Linked DNA regions of Mus musculus: region 2 is linked to region 1. Evidence: chromatin loops called from intact Hi-C (ENCODE). Cell type or tissue: left cerebral cortex. All regions are shown on one strand. Each heading gives the region's core, and the rest is flanking DNA. Links, peaks and the distances in the headings are about the cores only. Region 1 holds the start of Slc16a2 (solute carrier family 16 (monocarboxylic acid transporters), member 2). Region 2 overlaps Slc16a2 (solute carrier family 16 (monocarboxylic acid transporters), member 2).

Region 1 (8,328 bases), core at 103-8,102:
CACCCTCTGGTGCTTTCGTGCCTCCCTCCTTTCCTGGCCCGGCCCCTGGCCCAGAGTCTGCCCTGGCCAAGTCTAGACCCGGCCCTCTGTGGCTCCTCTGGGCTCCAGGTTGGCGCAAACAAAGCCCTGATTGACTGCCCGGAGGGGCGGGCCCCGCTGCGCCTCCTCCCCTCAGTCCCGCCAGGGATTTGCCGGGAAGCGCGGGGGTAGGGGGTAGGGGGTAGGGGGTAGGGGGAGACTCTGAGGGGTGCGTGGGTCTGTGGGTGTCTAAGTTCCAGGCTTGAGAAGATTGTGCCCACCCTCTGTCCCAGGCTGCACTCTCTAGGTCACCGGTCTCCAGTCCAAGTGGGAACACAGGGACTCCCGAGAACAGGGTGGGGTCTGTCACGGACCAGCTCTAGTCTTGGGGTTCCCAGGACCAATCTAGCTGCAAGTTGCTTGAAAGCAAGAGGGAGTGGACTCAAGGAGCAGGCAGGGTCTTCCTTCGAGGCTAGAGGTTGATCTGTGGGTTCTGGGACCTGCGGGGAGGAGAAGGTAGGGTAAAAGGGTAGTTTCTGCTCCGTTTGCTAATTTAATTCGTCTTCCAAGCCATCTGAACAAGAATAGGAGTCAGTAATTTGAAAAGGGAGTTTGGGGCGGCAGCAAGGCTAGAGTAGGTAGGCGAGTAAGAGGAGGAAGGGCTGGGGAGAAGAGCGAGGTTGTAGCGGCTGCCTGTTGAGGAAGAGGTGGGAGGGAGGAGGAGGGGGAGGAGAGAGAGATGACGTGGGGAGACGAGGAGGGGGGTTGGACGGGGGAGGAGAAGGAGAGGGCTTGAGGGGACCGTCTGTCGCGGGACAGGCTGGCCAGCTCGGGCGCTGGGAGGAGGAGGAGGCAGGGTCTCAGGCAGCCGCGGCGGCAGTGCTCGGAGCGGCAGGAGCAGTAGCAGCAGAAACAAGTACCAGCCAGACAACAGCTCCTCCGGCAAGCCACAGTCAGTCCCCTAGCCGCGATGGCGCTGCCAAGCCCGGCGAGCGAGGAAGCTGAGGGGCCCTGTCAGGAGGCAAACCAGGAATATCAGGAGCCGGTGTGTAGTCCTGTGCCCGAGCCGGAGCCAGAGCCGGAGCCCGAACCGGAGCCTGACCCCGAGCCGGTGCCAGTGCCCCCGCCCGAGCCTCAGCCTGAGCCCGAGCCCCAGCCCCTACCCGATCCTGCACCCCTGCCGGAGCTGGGCTTTGAGGCTGAGCCAGTGCAAGAACCCGAGCCCACGCCCACTGTGGAAACCCGAGGCACCGCGCGTGGCTTTCAGCCTCCCGAAGGTGGCTTCGGCTGGATAGTGGTGTTTGCAGCCACCTGGTGCAACGGCTCCATCTTCGGCATCCATAACTCTGTTGGTATCCTCTACTCCATGCTACTAGAGGAGGAAAAAGAGAAAAATCGCCAAGTGGAGTTCCAAGCAGGTGAGTGGCCCACGTGCCCCACCTGGCATTGTGGACAAGGGCGTCCGCCCCCACCGTCATCCCCATACCTGTTGGTCTAAAGCGCCCTTTCGAATCGCCTTTCTCACTCCTTCTTGCTAGGGCATGGGTTGCAGGGCTATAGGCAGCCTGAGCAATGGAGACCTAGGCTGAAGTGGTCCCGGGAGGTGAAAACTGGAGCATTCATTGCTTACAGGCGAGCAATGAACTTTTTGCCCTGGGACAAATCCAGACTCACCTTTTAGATTGTTTAAAGTACTTTGCCCGTGTGTGCTGGGGAAAATATTTGGAGGATTTGGGGGCGGGAGCGGGAAGCGAAGTCATGTAGACAGGACAGTAGGAAGGTTGAAAGGGCTCAGAGATAAACACCGAACAACGGGTCCCCGCAGCAGCCCCTGCTCCTTTTGGGGATCAGAGCGGTTTTCTGTCAAAACCCACTTTCAGGAATCCTGATGACTCTTCGCTCAGAGTCAACACATGGCAGGCGTGTGTGTCGCCGGAGAGAAAGGGAGGAGTGTAGTGGGGAGGGGGGGTGCGCGCGTCTCTGCCTGCTGTGGGTACGGCCCAGTCAGGCCGTTCGATCGCCTGCCGTTCCCGGGGAGCAAGCGGCTCAATGTGCACTGGAAGCCAGCCTCAAAGGAGGCAGGAAGACTGGATACAGAATGGGTCCTGCAACTCAGTCCGCACCTCAGTCCGCACCTCAGCTGCGCGGTTTCTAGGGCCCCACACCTCTGTTATCGGATGGGGGCTTCTTTCTCCCTGAAGTTAAAATGTTGACCCATCATTCCAGCTTTGGCTTGGGACTGACTCGGGCATCCCTAAGACTTGGCAGGGTTGGAGACATAGCCCTCACCTTACAGGCACGTGGTTGTGTGCAGACTCCCTAGCACGGAGACCCTCCAGTGACCTCCGGAAACTCAGGCTGTTCGCTCTGCAGAAATCCCTCAGCTGTTCTGTTGAGAGGTTTCTGGACTTAGCCGGGAGCTTGAGATATCCTTTCATGAAAATCTGGCTCCCTCCCTGAGCTGTTAGGATAGCTGGAAGTGTGCACACCATCTACTCAAGTTCCCTACTTGGGAAAAAAGTGTAAAACATAGTGTTCCCTTGGAGTTCTGGGGGTCCTCTCTTGCTAACCACCAAAAGAGGGTCCTTTTGGACGATCAAATGAAATCGAAACCTTGAATTCTGGGATGCCCACTGTGGATTACTTTTAGACATGCCCTCCCTCAATCAAGGAGGTGTGTTGTTTGCAGCTTTGCTGGGCTGTCTGGCAGAAGGGGCTTTGGGACTCTTGTGCCTCAGTCCTTGTGACCCATTGGCACCACTGCAGTATACAGGGCCCACTTGAGAAAATCTCGAGTGTACTCAGCGGCTGTAAATGGCACTTCATAACAACCTAGACTACACGGTCCTGTAGTGGAGGGGTCCCTGGACCCCATGGGACAACTTCTGGGTGGAAGGCTGCTTCTATACTCCTTGGGACCACCTTTTTCCTGCTTTGATGCAGATTAGGGGCTCTTGGGAAAGCAGCCAGGCTAGGCCCTCAGGATGTTGCCTTGGTTACTTGGGGGTTGGGGGAGCACCTGCTGAGAGTTGCCTTGTGGTTTAAGGCAGGCCAGTGGCCTTCAGGGTCAGTGGCAAAGTTTAGGCGAAAATTTAAAGGGAAGTAGTCGAGGCTGAGCTGAATTTAGGCCCCTGTATTTATGTGATGTGATCAGGCCTAGCGCTGGGGCCTTAGGAGCGTGCAATAAAACTTGGAAAAACCACTATTTTACCAGGAAGAGGTTCACTGCTGGGGAGCAGACTTCAAAGTAGGTGATCATAGGAGACTCAGGGGGAGGGCTGGCAGGGACTTTCCGGTCAGTACCTCACAGTGCAGCTGGAGGGGGCGGTAGTGCTGTGGTCTTTGCAGAGGTGTGGCTAGCTAGTGTGTATGCCAACACAGACTAGGTCCACTGAGGGGCTGGAGTTACCGGCTTAAACTCTGGAGAGTATTGGTCAGGAAGAGACAGAAAGGAATTTGGTATGTCCCAAGGGTCTGAGAATACTTTGGCGTGGGTCCTTGTTGTGGTATATCATGGTTTCACTGACGTTGTTTTTGATAGTGAGCCTTTGCAGAATGCCTCTGTTTTTATTTTGGAAGCCAGTAACACCCTACTACATTCTTGCAAATATTTTACAGAAACATTTCATCCTCAGAATTACCTTTCTTGAGACCCTCGGATTTCTGAAGGTACTGTTTATTGACTATCGGGCAGGCTCTTGCCATGTAGCCTTGGGTGACCTAGAACTTGCTGAGTAGCCCACAATAGCTTTCTGCTTGTGATTGTCCTCCTGCTTCAAATTCTCCAGTGCTAGGATTATAAGCATTTGTGCCACCATGCTTTGCCCAAGTCACAATTTAGATCTTGATATTTCCAAACATCTTTGCCTGCATTCAATTTCTTCAGTCTATTCAGAGTTTTGTGGCCACCTATGTCACAGCCCTGGAATATGAAACAGGGAAAAACTTAGTATTTTGCTACTGTCTTTATGAGCCAGCATTTGCCCAATAACGAGTCTGGGAGGACACTTAAGGAAGTTGGTACATTGTTTATTTCTATTAATATGATGTCTTACATGGCATTCATTCCTGACAATTTATTAATTTGTATTTGGAGGAACTCTGAAACCCAAGTGTTGTTGTTGTTGTTGTTGTTGTTGTTGTTATTGTTGTTGTTAGACCTAACACTGTCTAGCCATGAAGGTATATGTAATAGCTTATTTGGTCTAAGGTTCTGAAGTAGTGAAAGTCCCAGAGAAAGGTAATTTCGATGTCTACAAGACAATTCCAAACAGGGCTCTCTGGCACAGGTCAAGGAACAGATAGGGAGAAAGTAGAGTTTGGGCTGTCCTAGAACAGGTAATATACAATCTTTGTGAATCCTGTGGCTTTGAGGTTCTGGTACGTTTCCAGGTATATAGTTTGTGTCATTTCTTCAGCCCATTTAAGGGAAGCCAAGTCTCCCTAGGAGCTAGGTCTGGGAGGACTGATGGCAAAGGGTTTTTGAGAGTGAAACAAATAACTGAGGTCTAGGCTGGGGGTAGGCAGGGGCGGGGTGGGGAGAACAGGAAAGAAGAAAGCTTAGACTTTTGTAGAAGTCACAGGAAATTAAGCATCTCTCCAGCCCAGAAAAGGCATCAGATAGGACAGGAGGCAGCCAGACCATTTTGTGGGATATAAATACCAAGTATGGTTTCTTGGGACAACAGATGACCCTTACAATGGGAAATAGGAGCAAGACTGGATAGGTTGCTAGCCCTAGCTCACTCTTCAAACCCTAAGTAGAGGTAAGGTTGAGGTTTAAGTTGAGCAGATGAGGCAGATTTAGCCAGAGTTGTTAACACTGGATCCAAACTAAAGTCTGTTTTAAAGTGCTTCAGAGTAAGCCCATTACCTTGCTTCTTCATTTCCAGTTTACCACTGAGCCATACATGATGAGAGGTCCTTTTATTGGGGAGTTGAGATGTACAGTCCTTGGAAATTCCTGAGGGAGGCAAGACTAGGGCTCTCACTACTAAAAAAAGTGGACAATAGTAAGGAAGGTTCACTACTGGTATAAGATGGCTTAGGTTGGTGATCTACCCTGGTGGAGAAAACAAACAAACAAACAAACAACTTTCTCTGCATATGCAAGAATAATCTACTATGCTTAAAAGTGACTAAGGGCAGAAGCAAGCCACCTGTCTTTCTTCTCATCATAGTGTTTTTAGCTACTTGCTTCAGTATCTCATTGGGTTTACTAGTAAATTGTTAACTTTGAGATTGAAGTATCTTTTGAGTAAACATCTGTCAATCCCAACGTTGACCAAAGGCTTTTGCCTGCTGTCCAGCAGAGCAAGATCATGTTGGTGCTTTAGGCCACAGGGCCAATGGCTAGGCATCCTTCAAATCATTCCTCTGCATCTTCTCCAACCAAAGTGGGTAGGTCCCAATCTGTGACCCTGGTTCATGCTAGAAAGAATGAAGATGAGAAGCTGGGGCACTAGAAAACCAAACAAGAAAATGCTTGTTGGAGCTGATAACTGGGTGCACCTGGATCATTGTCTCACTGTCCAGTGCCTTCAAGTGCTCATTATAAACAACTCCTCTTCCTCTTGCCTACTGGTATTGGTGAGTGAAACTTACTCTAAATCTAAGAGACCTCAGGCCAAATCTGAACACAACCCCCAAACTGATTATCTCAATGACAGCAGCTAGGAGTTACAAAACCTGTGATTCCCAACTTGCTCTGTACCTCAATTACCTATCTGTAAAACAAGAAAGAAAACTATGTGAAAATTTTAACCCCAGCCTCATATCCTTCTAGAGTTGTGTGATAGCTCATTGTTTTTTGGTTTTTTTTTTTGTTTGTTTGTTTGTTTGTTTTGTTTTTTTGCTTTTTTGAGACAGGGTTTCTCTGTGTAGCCCTGGCTGTCCTGGAACTCACTCTGTAGACCAGGCTGGCCTCGAACTCAGAAATCCTCCTACCTCTGCCTCCCGAGTGCTGGGATTAAAGGTGTGCGCCACCACGCCCGGCAATAGCTCGTTCTTTACTACTCACCTAGCATAAGTTTTGACATGCAAAGAAAACTTTGTTAAGTTGCCTGAAGGGGCAGTTAGGTGAGTTGGGAGTATATTAGGAAAGTGAAGAAAACCCAGTGGACACCATTTTTCTACTTTATCTGGTTTTATTTATTTATTTTTTAACACTATGGGGCTTTAAATTTCGGGCACCTTTAAAAAGATCAGCTCCATTTTGTTCAGTATGTAAAAACAACTCTGATCCTACACATATTTTCCCCACAATGTTCTACTCTCCAGAGAACTGGATTTAGAAAAGAACTCTCAACTTGGCGTGCTGCTAGTATGTATGGATGGTGCTCTTTCCCTCAAAAGTATTAAACTGAAGTCCCTCCCTCGGGCCTCAGCTTGGACCCCACTCTTTTAAAATATCTAGGTTTACTTTTATTACTTTATGTGTGTTTTGCCTGAGTGTACATCTGTGCATCTCATGTGTGCCTGGTGCCCTAGGAGGTGATGAGCCTCCATGTGGGTGATGTGAATAGAGTTTGGGCCCTTTGAAACAACAAGAAGTGCTTTTAACCACAGAGCCAACTCTCCAGGCCCGGGCCCCTCTCATAAAATTTAATTTCCTACAGCTTGCTCTCATTTCTCATAAACGCATGGTCAGTGTGACCTTTGTTTTTTGTTACTTCAGGCTAGAAGTGGAAACTAAGATTTCTGAATGTGATACAGAGCTTCCAAAGTGGGGGGCTTCAGCCAGGTTATCTCTGTAGCTGGCTTGGGTATTCTTGGAGAGTCTTGGAGAAGGCTGAGATGCATGCCTGTTATCCCTGGTCAACTTTGGCTTTGCTCTTCGTTTGACTGGGAGTGCCTAATGAGGATCCAGGCATGGAGTGCTTTCCTTTTACACAGGACTTTTATTTTCGTGTCATTTGGCAACATTTTGTGAAATAGGCAAGCAGCTAGACTATCAGCATTTGCAGATGTATGTAAGAGATACTGTCTCCACCTTTTGAGAAGTCCAGTTTCTCAGGAGAGTGCCCTGCTCCTCCCAACAACCAAATGCCATGGAGTTTGTTTCATTGTGTATTAAAAAGAATTTGTTTGTTTCTTTGTTTTAGATTGTGTGCATGACAGAGTGTGATTTCTTGACTTGAACTCTCACTTGGGATTGAGTGTGTAAACCCTAGAGAAAAGGGCTCATTTTGTTTACATGTTTGATTGATTATCTTTTGAGACAAGAACTCACTACTTAAAACAAGCTGTTCTCAAACTTGCAGTGATCCTCCTGCCTCTACCTCCTGACTACTCAGATTACAAGCATGCACAACCACATGTGGCAGCAAGGCCTTGTTCTTAAAACACGCATATATATGTGCACATGTATACCGTCATTCATGTGTATTACATTGGAAAGAAGTCTTACCATATCTTCCTACAGAGTTAAATTTAATGTGACAGAGATACAAAATATCCAGCCTAGAAAACATGCTAGGTGAAGAGGATGGAGAATACGGTCAGCCTTGCTGGGTCATATTTCTTGGTCCAGATCCATTTGCTACTCTCTAGTTATGAGACTAGGAAACATTTATCACAAATTCCACTCTATATCACATTTCCCCCTATTCTGCATGCTACCTAGTATTTAAATGTTGCTGAGAAGGGAGCTGTGGTCATTGCAGACATCTCTGGCTTCAGTGGTATTAAAAGGACCTACTCTGAAGGTGGGTGCATTGCCTGCTTATATGAAACAATTCGGCATCTACTTGTGGGTGGAGAATGTGGCCTGTGACCTCTTCATCATAGCAATCTTGTCCTTCTCTGTTCTCCACTTTCATGTTTGTAGGGTTGATAAGAGAAAAGTATACGATTGGCTGTCCCTTGCCACACATGTGTGTGTGTGTATATGTGTGTGTGTGTGTGTGTGTGTATATATATATATATATATATATATATATATATATATATATATACACCAAGGCCTCTCTTTTTTCTTTTCTCCCTTCTCTTATTTTTCACTCTGAGTGAAGGATGACTCAGTGGTACAGAAACCACCTCTAGAGTTTTGTAGTAGAATAGCTGTTCTGAATCCTGTTTGGACATTCCCATACCGTCTCCTTTCACAGCTCTAGGCGCCCAGCCCAACAGGTACTGTTATGGTTGAGTCTTAATAAAAATCAAGAAATCCTACTTTTGCTTTAAATCCTCACTATCACTGTTGTCCATCTCCTATGCCCCTAGAACTCCAGACTGAGTTTAGCTTTCAGGTTCTGGTTCATACTACATTAAGCTCCTATCATCTCTCTTTTTGCCAGCAAAAGATGCACA
Region 2 (8,328 bases), core at 147-8,146, 74 kb after region 1:
GTTTGTAATGCGACAGAATGCTTACCACTATCTACTTCCCCAGGCCACAGTGACTGGTAATCTACGTTGTGTCTCTATGTATTTGCTTACTAGGGACATTCCATATATAAGATTAGGTGCTGACAGTTTTCTTTGCATAGGTCATCCCACCACCTTTAGCCTCTATTACTTCTTAATCATGATGAATCATTTCCTTTTGCTTTTTTGTCTCAGATGTTATTTATTTATTTATTTATTTATCCATTGGCTCTCATCACTTTGTGGTATTTCTACCATGACCCTTCCGGTGTCCACTCAACTTCTCATGTATACAACTTTTTAGCTATGTAGATTACTGTCTGTCTTTAAATTTTGAGGCATCTTTACTATTTATTTTCTCCTCTCCATCTCCCTCTTCTTTCCAGAATTCCATTGGATGTACATGTCTGCTCACAGTGCCCCACATTGCTCTGAGCTCTGCCCACTTTCCTGGCTGACGGTTTGCTGAGTTTTCTCCTGCTGCCTCAAATGCACTCTTTTTTGTTTCAGCTATTGTAGTATTTAGTATAAATTTCTTATTGGTTGTTTTTATACTTCGCATTTCTTTATTTTTCTTTATTAGTGGTCTATTTGGTAGTGGTCTATTTCTCTATTTTTCTTTATTAGTGGTCTATTTGTCATCATACACCCTGTGGCTCTTTAGGCATAGCTTTCTTTACAGCAGCTGCTTTGTCTTCTGTGTTGACAATCTGCCCCCTCGAGACTTGTTGCTTGCTTTTTTCCTGTTTATCTGCCAGTTTCCTGTTTCTTTGCATGTCTCAAAAATGTTTTGAAAACTGGATATTTCAAATATCATATTGTTGCAACTACTGATATTATTATTGACTTTACTACAAGAGTACAGAAACGTCCACTTCCCTTCATTGTACAGCCTTCACCTAGCCCTTCAGAGGTCTCAGTCTCAGCCACGCATGCACCTCTGCCACCGAACATTACTGGGATCTTAGCACAGTTCTGCCTCTTTTCCTGTGATTCCTTTTTAGCTCCTGTATAATCTATCTCTAGTGATATCTCACACTATTAGCCTGCACTAATTGCTTCATAATTCCACCATTGCATTTTTAACAATGCCCTAGAGTATAAATTATTCTACAATCTCATCCAATTAAAGTCAGGGCCATTACAAGGGCAGGGTTTCAACTGTCTCTGAGGCTTATTCAGACCATAAGAAGATTTTTCTTAGCTTTTGCTCTGGTTCTTTTTATTAAACTCATATCTTGTCTAAGCATTCTGTAATTGCTGCTAGAGTCATAGTACTCCCAGTCCTCTTAATTATTCAACAATGAGGGCTGGTTCTGATAAACCCCTTAAGCAGTAAATTTCGCCATTTTTCTTTTAGATAACCATTAAGGCTTTCTGGGGGTGTTTTGTTTTGTTTTGTTTTGTTTTGTTTTCCTTACCAATGGCACTAGAGGTCAGTCCCAGAGCCTTGAAGATGTTAGGCAAATGCTGTACCACCAAGCTGTATCCACAACTCAGGAATTGTCTAGTTTTAAAGCTGGTATTTCCTTGTGGACAGAACCTCTGCTCTCGTACATTAGATCCAAAAGCAGGGGAAGCCGAGTGACACTTGTTCTGTGAGCAAACTGCTGCACAAGAATAGAAAGCCGCCATTTTCCTTCACATTTCTCTCTTGGCATCGAACCCTCTCCCTATGGATGATGTGGAGTAGAGATGATCTGAACACAATGTTACCTACTGGCCTGTCAGTCTGCCCAGTAGAGAGCCCTGCCCTTACTAATATGAGCTTAGAGGAAAGAGAACTTCCTAGCCCATCATGTCCCATCCCCAGAGAGAAAAAGCTTATGGGGATGATAAATTCCAGCAGTCTATCCCTTCTGGGTCAAACTGCCACCCTGTAGCAAGAGATACAAGATGAAGAAACACCATGTTGCTTACTGACCCCATCCAACTCCAGAATAAAACACCATGGATACTGAACAGGGGATTAAGGATGTATCATAGCTGGGGTGTCAATTGCTGTGGTTACAATGATGACAAAATGCAAATTGGGGAAGAAAGGGTGTGTTTCACCTTACAGTTTCACATCACAGTCCATCACTGAGGGAAGTCAGAGTAAGAACTCAAGGCAGAAACCTGGAGGCAGGAGCTGATGGAGGAATGCTGCTTACTGGCTTGCTCAGCCTGACTTCTTAGGACAACACCCCCACAGTGAGCTGGACCCTCCCTTGTCAGTCATCAATCATCAGTCAAGAAATTGCATCACAGACTTGCCCACAGGCCAATGCAGCAGGGGCATTTTCTCACTTGAGGTTCCTCTTTCAAAATTACTCTAGTGCGTATTAATGGATGGGAGCAGATGAGGGCACAACAGACTATTGTAATTCTTACAAAGATTTACTACAGTCTTGCTGTAGGCAATTGAAATAGTTTCCAGAGATCTTCAGTGATTCCTTTTTCTGAGACAGGGTCAAACTCACTATGTAGATAAAGATGACCTTAAATTTCTTCTCATCCTACCTCTACCTCTCCAGTGCTGAAATTACAAGTATGCATCATCATGCTTAGTTTATCAAGTAAGGAAGTCAAATCCAGGACCTTGTACATGCTAGAAAAGCCCTCCACTAACTGAGCTACACTTCCAGGCTCCTCAAGTAGTTGAATTTTAGAGTATACTTCAGCAGATGGATTTGATTCTGTAGGCTTCTCAAGCTTTTCACCTGTCTAATTCTGCAACAGAAACCCCAATTGTAAATTTGTGAAGTTCATCCATACACATGTTTTCTCTCTATGTTCCACACCTCCAGCGTAGGGCAAGCGGTCCTCCCCTAAGGAGGACAATAGGAAAAACCTAGAAATAGAGGTAGTAATTGAATGCTGAATCCTGCCATTTGGGTTTATACTGCTGGCTCATCCTGTAAGACTAAAGACAAAGTAGGAAGTGGGGAATTAAAATACAACACTGGAGAACACCTCCTCATATTCTCTAACTGCAGTCTGCCCTCTAGAAAAATAACTAAGATAGAGTATGGAATTTACAGACGAGAGGGCTATACACCTCTACAGAGAGATGGATTGGAATCACTCTCTTAAACCACACAGGAAGTAGCCACGGGGACAATGACAGGGGCCAGAAGAAAAAGTGTTGCCTATGTGGAGGGGTCACAAAGGAACATCCTGTCCTCACTGAGATTTTTTGTAAGGTTGGGGTTTTTGTTTGCTTGTTTCATTGGGCTTTGTTTGTTTGTTTGTTTGTTTTATGTGTTTTGCCTAAATGTGTGTTCTTGTGCCATGTGCATGCCTGGTACCTGCAGAGATCAGAAGAGGGTTCAGAATGCCCTAAAATGGTTGAGATCCATGACTCGGATACTGGGAACCAAAGCCAGGTTCTCTGCAAGAGCAACAAGTGCTCTGAACTACCAAGCCTTCTCTCCAGCCCCTTTCACTGGGGTTATTATCTAAGCAAATGACAGGGAATTATATGCCAATGGTTGCTGCTATTCACCTGGACTCAAGAGTCCAGGACTCTTGAGAACACATAGACCTTAAATAGCTCCAATTTCTTCTTTGTAAGGAAATCTGTGCCCAGTCCATGATGGACCAATCAGATCATAAAGACCTGAGGGAGTGGCGGACTTACTACCAATTCCCAGAGGAGCAGCACTAGCATTCATTAGTGCTCTAATCTGCACCTTAATTGCCAGCATCTTTCTAGGCCTCTGTACTGGTGGTGCACAGTCACCTTCCTCATCTTTCAGTAGGGCTTCTAGGCAGCAAAGATCTTCCCCAAGGCATCTGCATTCCATCTTCTCTCCCTCCCCCTTTCAGTGAGCTCAGGAAATTGATTTTAATCCACCAGGCTCCCGTTGCTTAGCAACAAAAGCGCCTGCTCCTAGCAACCAGGAGCCACAAGGATGCTGCAGAAAGAGGGGGCTGTCTGGGCCCTGCTCTTGCTCAGTTATCGACTGCTCCTTCTCCGGTGGTTTTGTTTTCAAGCCATTATATCCTTCCTCTCTCACTTGCTGAATCTTAAAAGGCTGAATGACCTCACTCACCATGAGAGTGCCAACCAGGAGGGCCTGTGAATCAAATTGCCCAAGACAGTAAGAAGCAAATCATGATGACAACAGATTGGGCCTAGCTGTGAAAAACTTTCTCGGAGAGAGACAGAAGTCAGTAACTGTGTGGTGGTTCTTCCATTGTGACGTTGCAGGTGGGACTTGACCCTGTAACCCTAGGTGAGAGCATCAAGAATAAAAAGTTGAGACAGGAACTTCAGGAGAAAAATCACTACTACAGATAGGCCAGCTGGTTTTCTGGAGCAGCCTAGGTTCACACAGCTAAGCCTGGGTCAGTGCCACAACATAGGATCCCTGAGATAGTTAGCCTCCTTGAGACTGCTAGGCCAGCAGACAGCCCATGAGGATTTGTGCTTTCTTTCTTAAACAATAAAAGAAATGATTGCCCACACGTGAAGGGGCCTCCTGCCTTATGAGATGGTCACAGCCCAGGGGATCACCTAGGGAGAATTACTACTTGGCCAACTTTCCCAGAATCTTTGAAATAGTTAAGAGTTCAGGAGCACCAGGAAAGGCCTTTCCAGAATTTGACTCTGTCATGATAATGGATATTTTCCCAGAGGTCCCACATCTTGACAGAAACAGCAGCTGATGGCTCCCTGAGGAGTGGAAAGGGCCCTGATAGTAACTACAGAAAAGAAGGCGCAGGAACTTACATCAGGAGACTCAGCCATCTCTTCCCCCAGGTTCAACTCAGAGGCTCATGCCTGCCTCTGAGCGAGTTTCTTCCTCCTCTCCCTCCATTCCTCCCAAGGAACAGGCTTTGGCCTCTCTCGTCCACTGCCCAGCACACAAACCTGCCTCCACAGACTGAGGGGTAGCATGGCTGCCGCCAGAATGAGGGGGCTGAAGAGAAGGGGCATGCTAGCCGTCTCCAGGCACAAGCTGCTGCCTGCACACCCACAGTGCTGCTAGTGCACAGGGAGTGACACACAGAGGGTTCCTGTCACCTCTGTGGGGGTTATTCACCACACCAAATGCCTTCCCAAGGAGGCCAGGTAACCACACTTGGGTACACACCTTCCTTGACAACTTTCTGTATCCCACAGTAAAACCGGCTGTCACAGAAAACAGCAAACCTAATCACAAAAATGTAAGGGTTCCTGTACACATCGCCCAGCCTTAGAGATGGTCAGCTCCCAGACATTCATCTCAGCACTGGATCCCTAGGAATTTCAGGATGCAATCCAGAAGGACAAGAACTCTTGTCACTCAGCCTTGCTGTCATGATAAGACCTAGGATGAGTGCTATCCTAACACATCATCCGATCCTGAGTGTCAAATGCCTGATGGCTCATTGGTGTCGTGAAATGTACTAGTGTGCTTTTTTCAGTGGGCAACACTAGAAGATTCTACATCCTTGCCCAAGCAACACCAAGAAAAGGTTGCACAGGTAGGCTTGGTGGCAAACACCTTTGATTCCACCACTTGGGAGGCAGAGGCAGGTAGACTTCTGTGAGATCAAAGCCAACATGTTCTAAAAGGGGAGTCTCTAGAAGAGCCATGGCTATACAGAAGAGAGACCCTCCAAAAAGAGAGGCAGAGAGATGGGTGAAGAAAAAGAGAAAGAAGTGCCTTCCTCATGCTCTCTGATAGGGTTCCAGCACAGGGTAGTCACCCATGGAAAAATTCCACAGTGCACACACTCTTCCATAAGTGTGTTCTCCAGAGTTGACTGAGTGACAGGAACCGCTGGTCCTCAGGCTCCTCCGGAGACCTGCGGGAGCTCTGCCTTATGCTACTTAAGGCCATGCAGGGTCCTCAGTTCCAAGATGGCGCTGAGAGTCAGAGCAGTGAGGTGAAGAGGTGACAGAACCCTAGAGTTGGATTAACTTATGTCAGCCTTAAAGGAAGCCCTTGGAAAGAGGACAAAGAGGGCCTCCACCCCAATCACCCCTAGGCCTCTCTGGGTCTTCCCTAGCAGATGTCATAGGCCAGCATAGTTCCTTTTCCTCTCACCTCTCTCCTCCCAGGCGTTTGTCCTTGAGTAGCTCCCCGGAATGTGATGACTTTGGGAACCTGATTCCTGAGTGACTGTGTCCCCTCTTCAGTGAGCTACCAGAGACATTAGGAAGGTGTTTCCCACGTGGTAAACCATCTGCCTGTTTGCCTGAGTGAAGGTCTTCCTTGGGCGAGAGATGAACTGCAAGTATAAGCCAGTATTTGAGGAGAAATCCTAGTCTTTATGCAAGATCAACCATCAGACACTCAGAAAAGGCCAGGAGACTCCATGCAACAGCTACTAGACGTCGGTATCTTGGAAAAATGCCTCTGGCTTCCTCTGAGAGCTACAGCAAGTCATTCCCCATTTGGGAAGACACTGTAGATTCAGGGCTCTGTCCTGGAGGTGAGAGGCTCCCTCATCTTGGAGAACAGGGACCTGTTGTAGCTGAAGAGGCCAAGCAACAGGTCCTGGTCTCTGCTCAGACAGTATTCTTCTTTCAGTCCCTGCATGGATCGCTTCCCCTCCCAGGGTCTGTTTCCTTATTTTTACAGCGAAGAGGCCAGCAACTCTCTAGGGCCCCATGAGCTTTGAGGTTTCTACAATCTCAGCTGGAGAGCCATACACACTCCCTGGTGCATAAACCGTGCCTAGGTTTTAATCACCTTCTGTCAGGGAGGCTCTTCCTGCTTGCTCCCTAACTGTCTCTGAGCTTTGTTTCCTCTGACCAAGTCCTGTGTCTTGATAAGGATACCGATTGTCCCCAAAATGCCTGCACTGGAAACAGACATTTCCCCAGCTCGAAGACTCCCTGCTCTTGAGCCCATGCTTGAGGAGACAACAGCCTCCAGGAAGCATGTTGGTGAGTCATCATGGGACAGGCTGGCCACTTGCCATTCGCCTGGGAGGGGGAAGGCAGGGGGGTAGAATTCAAGGTCATCCTCAAACACATAACAAGTTTGTGGCAGCCTAGGATATGTGAGAAGCTGTCTCAAAATCCACAACATTTGAAACCCACCTCAGGAGCCGAGAAAGAGAGAGAGAGAGAGAGAGAGAGAGAGAGAGAGAGAGAATGCGCGCGCACGCACGCACACACACACACACACACACACACACACACACACACACACACACACGGCAGGGGAGGGAGGGAGAGCAAGAAACAGGTCATAAACATATCAGATACTAATACCAGATGCCAAAGCTGGAACTGTAGCCTGACTCTGGCAGCTTCATTTATTCATCAGGGACTGTGTTGCTGGGAAGTGCACAGTGAGCAAGAGGCCCTTGGTGGGTCTTCTTGGAACTTGCTGCCCAGCTAGTGAAAAGCATGCAAACTCAGCTCCTCCCAGGCTGAAGGAAGGCACCAGGCAGTGAGAACCCGGCAGAGCCTGTCTCAGGCCACTGAGACAACACCGTGCTGTGGACCCCATCCAGGATGTGTCTGTCGCTTGTCACGTCAGTTCTGAACTGTCAGGAAATTAACCTTGGGGAGCAGTCAGTGTTCCCTATTCAATTCAGACAAGAGAAGCCAAAGATGTGAGTGGTCTTCAAAGACTGCTACAGGAACTGGGCTGCTTCTGGGTCTTGGGGACAAGACTATTCCCATCTTTGGGTCTGCACTTTTTCAAGGAGCAGGTTTTGCCCTCTAAGATTACTCTCGAGGCTTCTGTGGCTTTTTTAAAGCAGAAGTAAAATATCTTCGATCCTCCTCCTCTCCCTCCTTTTTTCTTCCTCTCTTCTCTCCTCTCCCTCCTATACCCTCCCCTCCCATCCTCTCTTCTCTTCCCTTCCCTTCATTTCCCTTCCCTTCTTTTTCCTCCCCTCCCCTCCTCTTCTCTCTGTGCTGCTGGGTACACTCTAGGGCTTTCTATATGGTAGTCAACTGCCTCACTAACAACTGTACTCCCAACCTAGAAGTTGCTTGTGACCTCAATGCCACCACCACCACTACCACCACCACCTCACCACCTTTAGTGATATGAAATATGGAGTTAGGAGCCTGGATACATGGCAGAAGTTCAATGAATGGTTTGATACTTAGGCCCAGAATTTTTTCTTCCTCAAACCTGTATCTTTGATTTAGGTGCCCTTGGTCTTAGCAATTAAAATACAAGTGCTCAGGCCCAGCATCTGTTTTGCCCCTCCGTGGGCCCTTTACCCAAGTGTATTACAGAAAGCTTGTCTTGCAGGCTCTGTTTTCATTAAGCCCTGTGACACATGGCTTCCAGTAAGCCATGTTTTACCGAATCTTTCATTGAAAACCTCAAGAACTGATTCCTTTCAACTGCCTGTGCCATTACTCAG

The links. A loop is a pair of places that touch in the nucleus more often than their neighbours do. Peaks named below come from ENCODE experiments on the same cell type or tissue, not always from the same donor. Only the 100,000 strongest peaks of a DNase experiment are listed, where the experiment ranks them.
Region 2: it touches region 1 in a loop (4-fold over the local background); 3 of 42 quality-filtered maps call a loop at or near these places.

Annotation. Positions count from the first base shown.
Region 1 is chrX:103,814,463-103,822,790 of GRCm38, reverse strand. Slc16a2 (solute carrier family 16 (monocarboxylic acid transporters), member 2) reads left to right here and starts at 803. Exons shown (of 6, transcript NM_009197.2): 1 at 803-1,436. The coding sequence starts at 989. In left cerebral cortex, for the core only: a CTCF peak has its summit at 3,350; DNase peaks (open chromatin) are centred at 1,220, 1,979, 2,420, 3,256 and 2 more places; H3K4me3 peaks cover 3,398 bases; H3K27ac peaks cover 1,407 bases.
Region 2 is chrX:103,740,356-103,748,683 of GRCm38, reverse strand. The region is part of intron 1 of Slc16a2 (solute carrier family 16 (monocarboxylic acid transporters), member 2); the gene reads left to right. Among named protein-coding and RNA genes, the nearest start is that of Gm53059, 50 kb to the right of the region's middle. In left cerebral cortex, for the core only: a CTCF peak has its summit at 3,912; DNase peaks (open chromatin) are centred at 2,877, 3,883 and 6,870; H3K27ac peaks cover 1,445 bases.